Linked DNA regions of Mus musculus: region 2 is linked to region 1. A link is a loop called in an ENCODE intact Hi-C map of the cell type or tissue named here. Cell type or tissue: gastrocnemius. All regions are shown on one strand. Links, peaks and the distances in the headings refer to the core of each region. The heading gives the core; the rest is flanking DNA. Region 1 overlaps 1700003E16Rik (RIKEN cDNA 1700003E16 gene). Region 2 holds the start of Htra2 (HtrA serine peptidase 2).

Region 1 (5,370 bases), core at 293-5,292:
TCAGGGGCTAGGCTTATAAACAGGTATCACAAGCATGGCTTAAAAGCCAACTTTCAGTTTTATTCTTGTTTAAGTAGCCATGGCTGTCCTGGAGTTCAATATGTAGAGTAAGCTAACCTCAAACTCACAGAGATCTGCCTGCTTCTGCCTCCCGAGTGCTGGGATTAAAGGTATATGCCACCTCACCTGGTAAGAGTTAACTTTTTTTGTTTGTTTGTGTTTTGAGACAGTCTGTCCATGTAGCCCAAGCTGTCCTGGAACTCACTCTGGAGACCAGGATGTACTCGAACTCACAGAGATTCACTTACCTCTGCCTCCCAAGTGTTGGCATTAAAGTTGAATACTACAAAACCAGGCTCACTCCTGGTAGCTCCCATTTTTAATCCCAGCACTTGGGAGTCGGATCTCTAAGTTCAAGGCTGCCTGGTCTACAGAGTGAGTTCCAGGACAGCCAGGACTACACAGAAAAACACTGTCTCAAAAAACAAAAACAGCACCCAAGTTGAGTGTTACCCACACCTGGAAAGTCAGCTTTTCCTTGGTTTAACTCTAAGAGATAGCCTAGACAAGGACAGATGCCACAGGGAGGCTTACACTAAGAATCCTAGCAACTGGGGTGTTCAGGAGAAGCAGGCACTGAAGGCCAGTTGTGGCTACACAGGGAGTTTGAGGCCAGCCTCTATCTCGGGGGGGGGGGGGGCATATTCAGTTATTTCCCCATTATTAGAACTGTTCAAGCCTGATTGCAAAATTTGCCAAACTGACAAGAGTATCACATATGGAGGTCAGCTACAGCAAAGGTGGCTGCGGTTAGAAGCCCAGCACTGAGATGAGAGGAGGCTGAGAGGTCTTCTGGTCCTAACTCCTGGTTTAAGGGCTGGATAAAGTAACTAACCCAGAGCAGTAGTTTGTTCTACATAGCAGGTAGCAAAATGTGCCTGTCAGCTAAGATCTTGCCCCTGAACAGCATCACCTGAGAACCTGTTACAAATGCAGACTAGATAAGAGCTATATTTCCACCAGACTCTATTAAACACATACCTCCATTAAAGTAAAAACCACTGGCACACACTGCCCCTTTACAATGGTGGGTTTCTACCTCGGGAACTTCATTTCCAAAAACAGCACCAGACGTTAAGTAGACACGACCAAAACTCAAGCAAGCAAGCAAGCAAGCAAACAAACAAACAAAAATCCAGTATCTCCCTGTCTATTTGGGGGAGATTATGCATATATATATATATATACATACATATATACACACACACACACACACACATACATACACACATACATACACACACATACACATGCCCTAGAGACTCTTGAGAAATATATCCAGCATACTAAAAGTTCTGAAATAGTCTGCTGAGAAAACCTGAACTTTCAAATATATATATGAATGCAAAGCACCTTTTACATAATAAAGTTATGGAGCTGAAGAGCTGGTTCAGTGGTTAAGAGCACCTACTGTTCTTACAGAGGACCTGACTTCAGTTACTAGAACTACAACTGGCTCTAACTCCAGCTGCAGGGGCCTGACATTTCTGGTCCCTACACTCATACATATTTTCCTATTTTTTAGGTTATCCTTATCTGTTTAAATACAGTACAAGAAGACAGGCTTTGACAGCACAGTAGGCTAAGGACGCCAATTTCTGACACAGTTCTTCCATTCTCAGTACCTTTTAAGTACACCAGGGTAACAAGGGGCCAGCAGCCGCTTGCAGCTCTCTGCGCTGCTGTAAATGGATTTCAGTCTAAAGACCTGCCTCTTTGAAAACAGCAATTTCGCATCTGTGTGCTTTAGCTGTCGTCCTGCTCAGTTACGAGAGGTGTGTGTACAAGACGACTACACAAGGATCGTTTTGTAAGCCTAGTTGGACCCCAGGACAAGGCGTACTCACACATCAAACGCATTTCCAGACCCTCCACGTCTGAACCCTCTAGGATTAATTTTTGTCTTCGTTTAACACAAATTCCTAAACACGTGCCCACAGAAAGCCTGCGCTCACTACGGTGTCACAGTAAGCAGGGGCCCCTCGCAAATCTGAAGGAGAGTGGGCAAGCCTGGGAGAAGCGCTCAGCGGGGCCCCAGGCCTGCCCGGCCGCCCGCCCGGGTGCCACCCACCCTTCGAGCCCACCAAGTCCTAACCCCGAGTCCCCGCCAGCTCCGCGAGAGCTTCGGGGCAGCTCAGCAGACAGTCGGCGGGGTCGCCGCCCGCGTACCTGCTGTCAGGGCTCCGCGCCCCGATCGGCCCCGCCGCCGCCCGCCGCTCCGGACTTGCTGCCCCGCCCCGCCCCGCCCCACGGACTGCCCTGCGCGCCGCCCGCTCCCGCAGTGATCCCCAAAGCCCTCGGGTCCCAGAAAACTCTAGATTTCTGTGAGCAGTCTCCTCATTCCTGCTGCCTCGCCCTAGCTGACAAGGTCTCGCCAAGCGAGGCAGAGAAAACATCGATAAGGCACTGAGCTAGACACCTGCGGCAGGATGCGTGCATGTGTGCATGCGCACGCGCACTACGTCTGGGAAGTGGATTAGGACCGCGGTCGTGAGGCGGGGCGGGGTGAACGCCCTCTGCTGGAGGAGGATCTTAGGGGAAGGATTGGGAATTTTGTTTTGATCTCAAAAAGTGACAATTATGGCCTGGAGATCGGGAGAAATAAATTAAGATGTCCATTCCCTTTTTTTCTCCCCTCTTCAGCATTCCTCAACCCCCATCCCCCAGAAACGGAACTGTCTAGAACCATTGCTGTCAGCAGCATTGAGGTGCGTCTTTTCAATGGAGGTGGTATAGAAAGTTTCAACAGTCCTTTTGTCTTCAGTGGCTTATTGCTAGCTTTTGAGAGTTAACTGGCTTGTTAAAACTAGCGACAATCCAGTACTAGACAGGATGAGGCAGGAGGATTGCCCCGAGTTCTAAATTAGCCTGAGGTACTAAGGTACCAAGTATACAATGATTTAGGCAGGCATGAAGGAAGGATCAAGCAAATGTGCAACTCCACAGGAGGAGGAGTTAGGATTTCACAGACCGGTTCCAATTCCTCCTCCAGTCTATGAGCTGTGTGAAATCCTGTGCTGGTAACAGCCTCTCAGTATCATGTCCTTATTTGTAAAATGACTGTCAGTGACAGGATCTAGAAAGAATGGACACCTCCTCTATAGCAATCCTCTCACCCCCATTTCACCTTCTAAATATTTCTATTTATTCTGAACATACAATGCATTCCTACCATTCAAAAATCAAACTGGAGCCTGTGGAATGGGTCAGCAACTAAAGGGACTTACCATACAAGCCTGACAACTTGAGTGTGATTCCTGGAATCCACGTGAAGATAGGAGAGAACTGACCAAACACACGGACACACCAGACCACACGCACACCACATATCACACATACACACACATACACACACCACCACCACATACACATATACACTGTACACACAAACTACCAAATGAAATATAATAATAAAATTAATACTTAAGTATTTACTGGGCCAAACATGATGGTACATGCCTTTAATTCCAGCACTCTAAATGCAGGGGAAGGTGGTTCTCTAAAAGCTGAAGGCCAGCCTGTAGTATGGATTAAGTTCCAGGCCAGTCAGGATTACATAGCCAGGATTGGGCTGCGGCGATGGCTCAGTGGATAAGAGCACTGACTACTAGCCAGCTTGATCTACAGAGCTAGTTCCAGGACATCCAGGGACATACAGAGAAAGCTGACAGAAAGTACCACATCTCAAGCCCCCTGGAAAAGTATGTACTGAGAAGCCTCCCTTTAGCCCTTGTCCCACCCTAGTATAACCTTCTTGCTTGCTACAGGTAATTGGTTTCTTGGTCATCTGGTAGATGTTTTAAATACAGGCTCTTATGAACACAGAGTTCTACTCCTTTCATCTCTTATGCAATAGGTAGTACAGTATAGAGACTTACATTCTGCCTTTTTTCCTTTATAGAATCTGTAAGGTTTATATTTTATGAGTGTTTTGCCTACATGTATGGTATGTCTGCACACCAGGCACATGGGAAAGACAGAAAAGGGCTTAGGTCCCCTGGAGCTAGAACTGGTTGGAGATGGTTGTGAGCGGAGCCATGTGGGTGCTGGGAATTGAACTCAGGTCTTTTGGAAGAGCTGCCAGTAACCACTCTTAACTAACACTGAGCCATCAAATTCAAATGAAGTGGGTAAATGTTTTCCGGTTATACAAGCTGTATTTGAAATCTCAGCACTTGGGAGGTTTAGGTATGAGGAGTTCAAGGCCACCCATGGCCTGACAGCCATCCTGCACTACAAGAGAACATCTCTTGAAAAACAGAGAGAGATCCTCATGTGTAGGTGTACATATTTATCAACTGGATTCCTCTAGTTACTTTGTTTCCAGTTGTATGCATGTGTGTTCATGTTTGTGGGAGCACACATGCGTGTATGTGCATTTGGAAGCCAGAAGTTGACCTGGAATCTCTTCCTCAATCACCCTCCTCCTCCTCCTCCTCCTCATTATTATTATTATTATTATTATTATTATTATTATTTTGAGAAAGGGTCTCTCACTGAACCTGGAATTCAATTCTGGCTAGACTGGCTGGCCAGCAAACCCTAGGGCTTGTCCCATCTAAACTTCCCCAGAATGGAGAGTATGGGCTGGGGGCTTATTTGCAGGTCCTCAATGCTTTGCTTTACATAGTAAGTGCTCTACTGGCTGAGCCAGCCTCCTGGCCCACTTTCTAGTCTTTTGCTGTTCCGTGTTGTGCAACCATGAGGGTACATAGGACATTTCACATGTGAGCATATTTGTGTATATATTAATTGCTTAAAATGTATTGGCTGTGTGTATGTGTCTGGTTGATACAATGTTTTTCTGTCATATGCAAAATTCTAGGTTCATTTCCCTGAACACAGGAGTAAAAATCAAACGGAAAAAAATAGGTGTTTCAATCCAAGATGAACTAATAAGCTCCAGGAGCTAGGAAAGGAGAGCGAATTAATGTGTGGACTCACTCTATGCTTATAATCACAGTTATGCACTTCCTCCCTTACTGAAAGGACAAAGTTCTGCCTGGGAGCCAGATTTACCTTACGGTCCTTCTATCTTCCCTTTTAACGAGTGTTTTGAGGACAGGGGGGGTGGGGGGTGGTGGAGGTGAGACAGAGAACGCTAGGGAACAACCTTATCCCTAAGCCTTGTCTCCTAAGCCATGACAACTGCGCCCCCTGGAGTCCCGTTAAGGAAATAAACAGGTTTGGAAGAAATGGCACCATCTTTGCCAGTCAGTTCCTGCGGCAATTCGTTTATTTTTGAGCAAGGTCCATTTCCCAGTGTGGAGGCTCAGGACCCAGAGTGGGGCACAGGCTTGGTGGGGAGCA
Region 2 (5,370 bases), core at 304-5,303, 110 kb after region 1:
ACCATTCTCACCCATATTGTAGTCTTCAACCCAGGAAAAGAAACCTGCTCAAGGGGCTTTTGAAACCCAAAGAGGCAACAGAGACCTTGAGTGAAAACCCTGAATTTAATGTGAGATTGGGGGAGCCCCATCCCTCCCTTTTTACCACCCACTCATCCGGCCTGTTGTTAGCTGGGTGAGGGCTGCCCCCAGTCTCCGTCCTGCGGCTCTGGGTACCATCCTGTTCCTTTGGGCTCATTCAGCCTCCTGGGCCTGTCTCTCTCTGAATCTCCTGTGGGACATGGGGGAGAGAGTGTATAGGCTTTGTCACATCAGCTTCATCAGGCCTTTCTCCAACTTGTTCTTTCTCACATATTGTCCTCTAACCCTCTCACCTTCTTGCATATTCATACAGTGCCTGCTTGCGCTCCTGCAGGCTCTCCTGACGGGCCCAGGAAGACTTGGCAAACGTTAGGGCTGTGGGCTGAGGGGTCGCCAGGCCCGAGCTGGGGAACTGAGGTGATCACAATGTCAGAGGGCTTGCGAAGTCATCATCATTATACACCCATCGAATGCCTACTTTGCAAGAGAGGCACTGTGCTAGGGTCTCAACATCAAGGCGAGAAGTCAGGGAGAGGGAGCAGAGACTGCCCAGACCTGCCCTTAAGTCTTGGCCTTGACTACTCCAGGTCTCACCTTTGGGGCAGAGGGTGCAGGCGGGGACTGAGATCCCTCAGTGACATCTTCAGGCATGAAAGCCACAGCCCCCTCGAGCAGGTTTGTGATGGTCAAGTCTACACACCCAGTCCTGGCTGGGAAGAGAGGGGCAGAGTGTCCACTCCCTGTACCCCTTCTCTGTTGAGACCCATTTTCCTGTGTCTGCCATTCTGTGATGCTACCCTTTCCCATACCCAGGTCTCTCTGGATGACATTCAATGGCACATGGGGCAGAACCTCCTTGACTCTGTGAGCGAGAGTGGTCAGCTGCACATCAGAAGAAGGGCTGGGAGGAGAAGGAAAAGAAGACTGCACTGTTTAAAAGAAAAAAAAATGAGGTGAGTGGATTACTGAGAGAGGCAGACACGCGTAAGGAGGGAAGCAAAACCACCAAGCGCAGCAAGCATCTTTGTGCCCAGATCACACACCTGACTGGGGGCGTAATCTGGGGTGTCTTTGTCGCTTCATGTGTTCTGCTTTGTCTGCTGGAGTGAGCCGTGTCCCTATCTGGCCCAATTCTTTGGCCACCAGCTAGGGAGAATTGGAAGGTTATAGCTGTAGCCTCGTCAGGTCTTCTTCCCCTTCTCCCCAGGAGGGAGGGACCCCCCCACTTCCACCACACCCCTGTTCACTACCACCTGTTGTACACGGAGCGCAAACTCCTCACTCTCTTCCCCTAGCTGTCGACGAATGGGATGAAGCCACCTACAAAAACCAGAGCCCTGCCCTGTTAAGTCGACAGGGGCTAAGGGTATGGCCCTTCCCCATTTATCTTGGAACAGTGGTGGGGAGAGTAGGGAGATGAAGATAAGTGTTGCTTCTGTTAGAACTTCGACATTAACAAACCACAGGCAGACAGGATAGTGGTCACTACTTCCATGCCCTTGAGGTGAACACCTTCCCAGCCACCAAAAACGGAGGACAGTTAGTACCTTACTTGATACACCGTGAAAGGAACAAAAAGGGACCACAGCAGTTCTGAGACCCAGGAGGCATCTGACACCGTCTGAGGGGAGGGCATGAAGTGAGGTCTAAGCCAGGGCCACAGGTGGGAAACTTCCCTTCCAGACCCCAGAGTAGTCCCTGTCCAGCATGCACTCACCACAGAGACCAGGGGTCTCTGAACTTGCAGGGTAAGAGGTTGTACCACGTCCTGAATAGAAAATGGCCACGAACTAAGAGAGAGGGAGAGAGAGCGAGTAGTATGGGAGTTCAGCCTAGCCCAGCCAACCACTTATATCTGACTTAAACTAGTAAACTGTCCAACTCCATAAGCAGACAACTGAGGAATTAAGAATTTCGAGGGCAGGGCTAAAAGTGGGCAGACAGGAAAGGAACTAGGGCACCCACTCAACTGGAGCCAGATGCCTGCGCTTACCCACCTGAAACGCAGCAGCCCTTCTCGGCCATTGGTGGCCTCTTCCTCGGGGAAGAGCAGCAAAGGTGTGGGCGGAAGCCTCGTGGAAGCACAGAATTTCTTGAGTGACTCCACCAACTCCACCCGCCTATCCATCTCCATGAAGCCCCGAGACCAACACACAAAGCTGGGGGGACTATTGAGTAGAGGCTGAGAACGGGGAGAAAAAGCAAGAAGAATGGAAGGAAATGTCAAAAAGAGAAAGAGAAAGGAAAAGACAGAAAGAAAGAGGAAAAGGGTGACACGTGAGGTGGCGATTAAGGGGCTGGGGGAAAGGCTCGGTGTTCCCCAAGAGAATCCCAATGGGTAAAGGGGAGCCTTGAGCTTGGGCCTGGGGAGCCACCCGGTGGCGCTCTCGGCCTCGCCCCCCACTCACGGTGCTACAGGTGGTGAGGAGGTTGACTATGTTGTGGTCAAAAGGTGTTACGTGGTTGGAAATAAGGACCCTGACGCGGTGATCGCGGAGTCCGGAGTCCTCCTGCCGGGCCACGAGCCCCAGGACCGCACACATGGTTCGTACCACGAACCTGGGGACACAGGCGGCGGTGACCGTGCGGTCCAGAGCCCAGCCCAGCCCCGATGCTCCCCCGGGCGCCGCGGTCCGCACCTGCGGAGGACGCTGTCGGGCAGAGCGCAGCTGACCAGGAAGACGTGGAGCCCGAGGAAGAGTCGCAGGACCAGGAGGCAGAGGCCGACCGGCGCGTAGAGCAGTAGCGCGAGCAGCAGGAAGCCGTCACTCGGGAGCCTGTGGCGAGAGGCGACGCGATCAGGCGCCGAAGCTGACAGGACGCGCTGACCGGTCTCTTCCCTCCGCAGCGCTTACCGGTGCGAGTCAAAGAGCCGCTCCGGCCCCGGAGCTGGGGGAGGTTCCATCGCAGCCGCTTCAGGAGAGCGGGGCCGCTGTCGCCGCCATCTTCGCAGGGCCGCGGGGGCCCCTGGGAAGGCGGAGTCTTTGGGCATCCGCCGAGACGCCAGAACCTGAGGCCCGGAGGCGCCCCGGAAGGGCTAGCGTTCCCAGCATGCCTCGCGGCCCCGGGGAATGTGTGTGTATGTGTGTGTGTTTGTGTGTGAGCGTGTGCGTATGCTGGAGAGGAGCGCGTCCTGACGGGACTACGTTTCCCGGCATGCGCTGAACAGCTACCGTCGTGCCCTGCTTCTCCTAGACCGCTTGCCGGGTTCTAGAGGACCGCCTCTGAGTAGGGCGGGCGAGGAGAGTCGAGGCGGAGCTGATGGCTGCGCTGAAAGCGGGGCGGGGTGCAAACTGGAGCCTTCGGGCATGGCGGGCTTTGGGGGGCATCTTCTGGAGGAAGCCTCCCCTGTTAGCTCCTGACCTCCGGGCTCTGCTGACGTCAGGAACTCCTGACTCTCAGATCTGGATGACTTATGGGACCCCCAGTCTCCCGGCCCAGGTGCCTGAGGGGTTCCTTGCATCACGGGCAGATCTGACGTCTAGGACCCCGGATCTCTGGGCACGATTGAATGTGGGGACTTCAGGCTCCAGTGACCAGGAGGCCCGCAGGAGCCCTGGAAGCCGTCGGCGCGAATGGCTGGCGGTGGCGGTGGGCGCAGGAGGTGCAGTGGTGCTGCTGTTGTGGGGTTGGGGTCGGGGTCTTTCCACGGTGCTGGCTGCTGTTCCTGCTCCGCCACCCACTTCTCCCCGGAGCCAGTACAATTTCATCGCAGATGTGGTGGAGAAGACAGCCCCTGCTGTGGTCTATATCGAGATCCTAGACCGGTAATGGTGAAGTTGACCAGGAGGTGTTGAACTGCCGTTAGTGAAGGCAAGGGAGCAGGATGAGGTGGAAGCTGCAGTGTAATGGGTACTTTCCCCATCCCAGGCACCCTTTCTCCGGCCGTGAAGTCCCCATCTCAAACGGATCAGGATTCGTAGTGGCTTCAGATGGGCTCATCGTTACCAACGCCCACGTGGTGGCTGATCGGCGCCGAGTACGAGTGAGGCTGCCTAGCGGGGATACTTATGAGGCCATGGTCACAGCTGTGGATCCCGTAGCAGACATTGCCACACTGAGGATTCAAACCAAGGTGGGGATGGAGTAGGCCAGATCTGATGGCAGCTGTTCTCTTGCTCCCTTCTTAAAATGACCAGTTTTGCTGGCCTTGTTTCCCTTAAGGAGCCTCTTCCCACACTGCCCCTCGGCCGCTCTGCTGATGTCCGGCAAGGGGAGTTTGTTGTTGCCATGGGAAGCCCCTTTGCACTGCAGAACACGATCACATCTGGTATTGTCAGCTCTGCTCAGCGCCCAGCCAGGGACCTGGGACTCCCTCAAAACAACGTGGAATACATTCAGACCGATGCAGCTATTGATGTGCGTCCTGATATGAGGGAAATTAGGTGCTAAGGTTGGAATTGGGGAGAACAGCTGTTGGGTATGAGCACCAACTGACACGTGGTGGTGACTGGGCCTGTATCAGAGGTTGGGCTGCAAAAGGCAGCCTCTCTAGTTCATGTGCTAGGAATGGAATTTGAAAAATTTCCCTACACCCTGTTTATGTCCTCGGTCTTAGAATTCCCAGAGCATGGGATTCCAGATCTTTTTGATGTTTTCTTTCATTTTATCTCACAGTTTGGAAATTCTGGTGGTCCCCTGGTTAACCTGGTGAGTGTCCGTGTTCTTCTAAGAATCCATGCCCCAGGTTAGTGTGGGAAGTGTGGGTTTTCCTCTGATTTAGGGAATTTTAGCTAAGTCTCTAGTCTCTTGTTCCTCTCCTGGTATACAGACAGACAGACAGACAGACAGACTTCTGTCCCCAAATCCTTGCTACTCTTGTTCAGGTGCCCCCATCCTCTGCCATCTGTGTGGGCTAGGGGACAGGGGGCTGTGTCCCTGCAGGATGGGGAGGTGATTGGAGTGAACACCATGAAGGTGACAGCTGGAATCTCCTTTGCCATCCCTTCTGATCGCCTTAGGGAGTTTCTGCATCGCGGGGAAAAGAAAAGTGAGCCTGTCTTACAGGGAAAGGGGTTCCTTTAAAATGGAGGATGGGACTTAGGGGAGGGCATTCACTGGGGCTTGGTATAGAGGGGTGTGCTGGTAGAAAGTAAGGGAAAGAATGTAGCTGGGGGGCGGTTCATTTGTCCTCTTTTATTACAGATTCCTGGTTTGGAACCAGTGGGTCCCAGCGCCGCTACATTGGAGTGATGATGCTGACCCTGACTCCCAGGTATGTTAGTGTGGTGATATATACATATACATATATATGTATGTTAGTGTGGTGATATATACATATATCTATAT

The links. Hi-C counts contacts between places; a loop is a spot of excess contacts. Peaks named below come from ENCODE experiments on the same cell type or tissue, not always from the same donor. Only the 100,000 strongest peaks of a DNase experiment are listed, where the experiment ranks them.
Region 2: it touches region 1 in a loop (2.7-fold over the local background); 1 of 42 quality-filtered maps calls a loop at or near these places.

What each region holds. Positions count from the first base shown.
Region 1 is chr6:83,162,854-83,168,223 of GRCm38, reverse strand. 1700003E16Rik (RIKEN cDNA 1700003E16 gene) reads right to left here. Exons shown (of 4, transcript NM_027948.1): 4 at 5,249-5,370. The coding sequence ends at 5,333. It overlaps Gm15624 (a long non-coding RNA gene), which reads left to right. Exons shown (of 2, transcript XR_003956319.1): 2 at 1,586-2,681. It also overlaps a transcript of Dctn1 not described here. Among named protein-coding and RNA genes, the nearest start is that of Gm15624, 7.2 kb to the left of the region's middle. In gastrocnemius, for the core only: CTCF peaks have their summits at 2,588 (motif pointing left) and 5,225 (motif pointing left); DNase peaks (open chromatin) are centred at 2,270, 2,524 and 5,235; H3K4me3 peaks cover 2,536 bases; H3K27ac peaks cover 2,449 bases.
Region 2 is chr6:83,052,399-83,057,768 of GRCm38, reverse strand. Loxl3 (lysyl oxidase-like 3) reads right to left here. Exons shown (of 14, transcript NM_013586.5): 14 at 5,203-5,370. It overlaps Htra2 (HtrA serine peptidase 2), which reads left to right and starts at 3,198. Exons shown (of 8, transcript NM_019752.3): 1 at 3,198-3,848; 2 at 3,952-4,156; 3 at 4,246-4,440; 4 at 4,699-4,731; 5 at 4,966-5,071; 6 at 5,227-5,296. The coding sequence starts at 3,343. It overlaps Aup1 (ancient ubiquitous protein 1), which reads right to left and starts at 3,248. Exons shown (of 12, transcript NM_007517.4): 1 at 2,937-3,248; 2 at 2,721-2,858; 3 at 2,490-2,640; 4 at 2,079-2,263; 5 at 1,799-1,871; 6 at 1,629-1,702; 7 at 1,335-1,401; 8 at 1,125-1,227; 9 at 891-1,010; 10 at 676-791; 11 at 375-493; 12 at 87-271. The coding sequence starts at 3,073. The coding sequence ends at 235. It also overlaps a transcript of Dqx1 not described here. In gastrocnemius, for the core only: a CTCF peak has its summit at 2,466; DNase peaks (open chromatin) are centred at 2,522, 3,187 and 4,058; H3K4me3 peaks cover 3,710 bases; H3K27ac peaks cover 3,131 bases.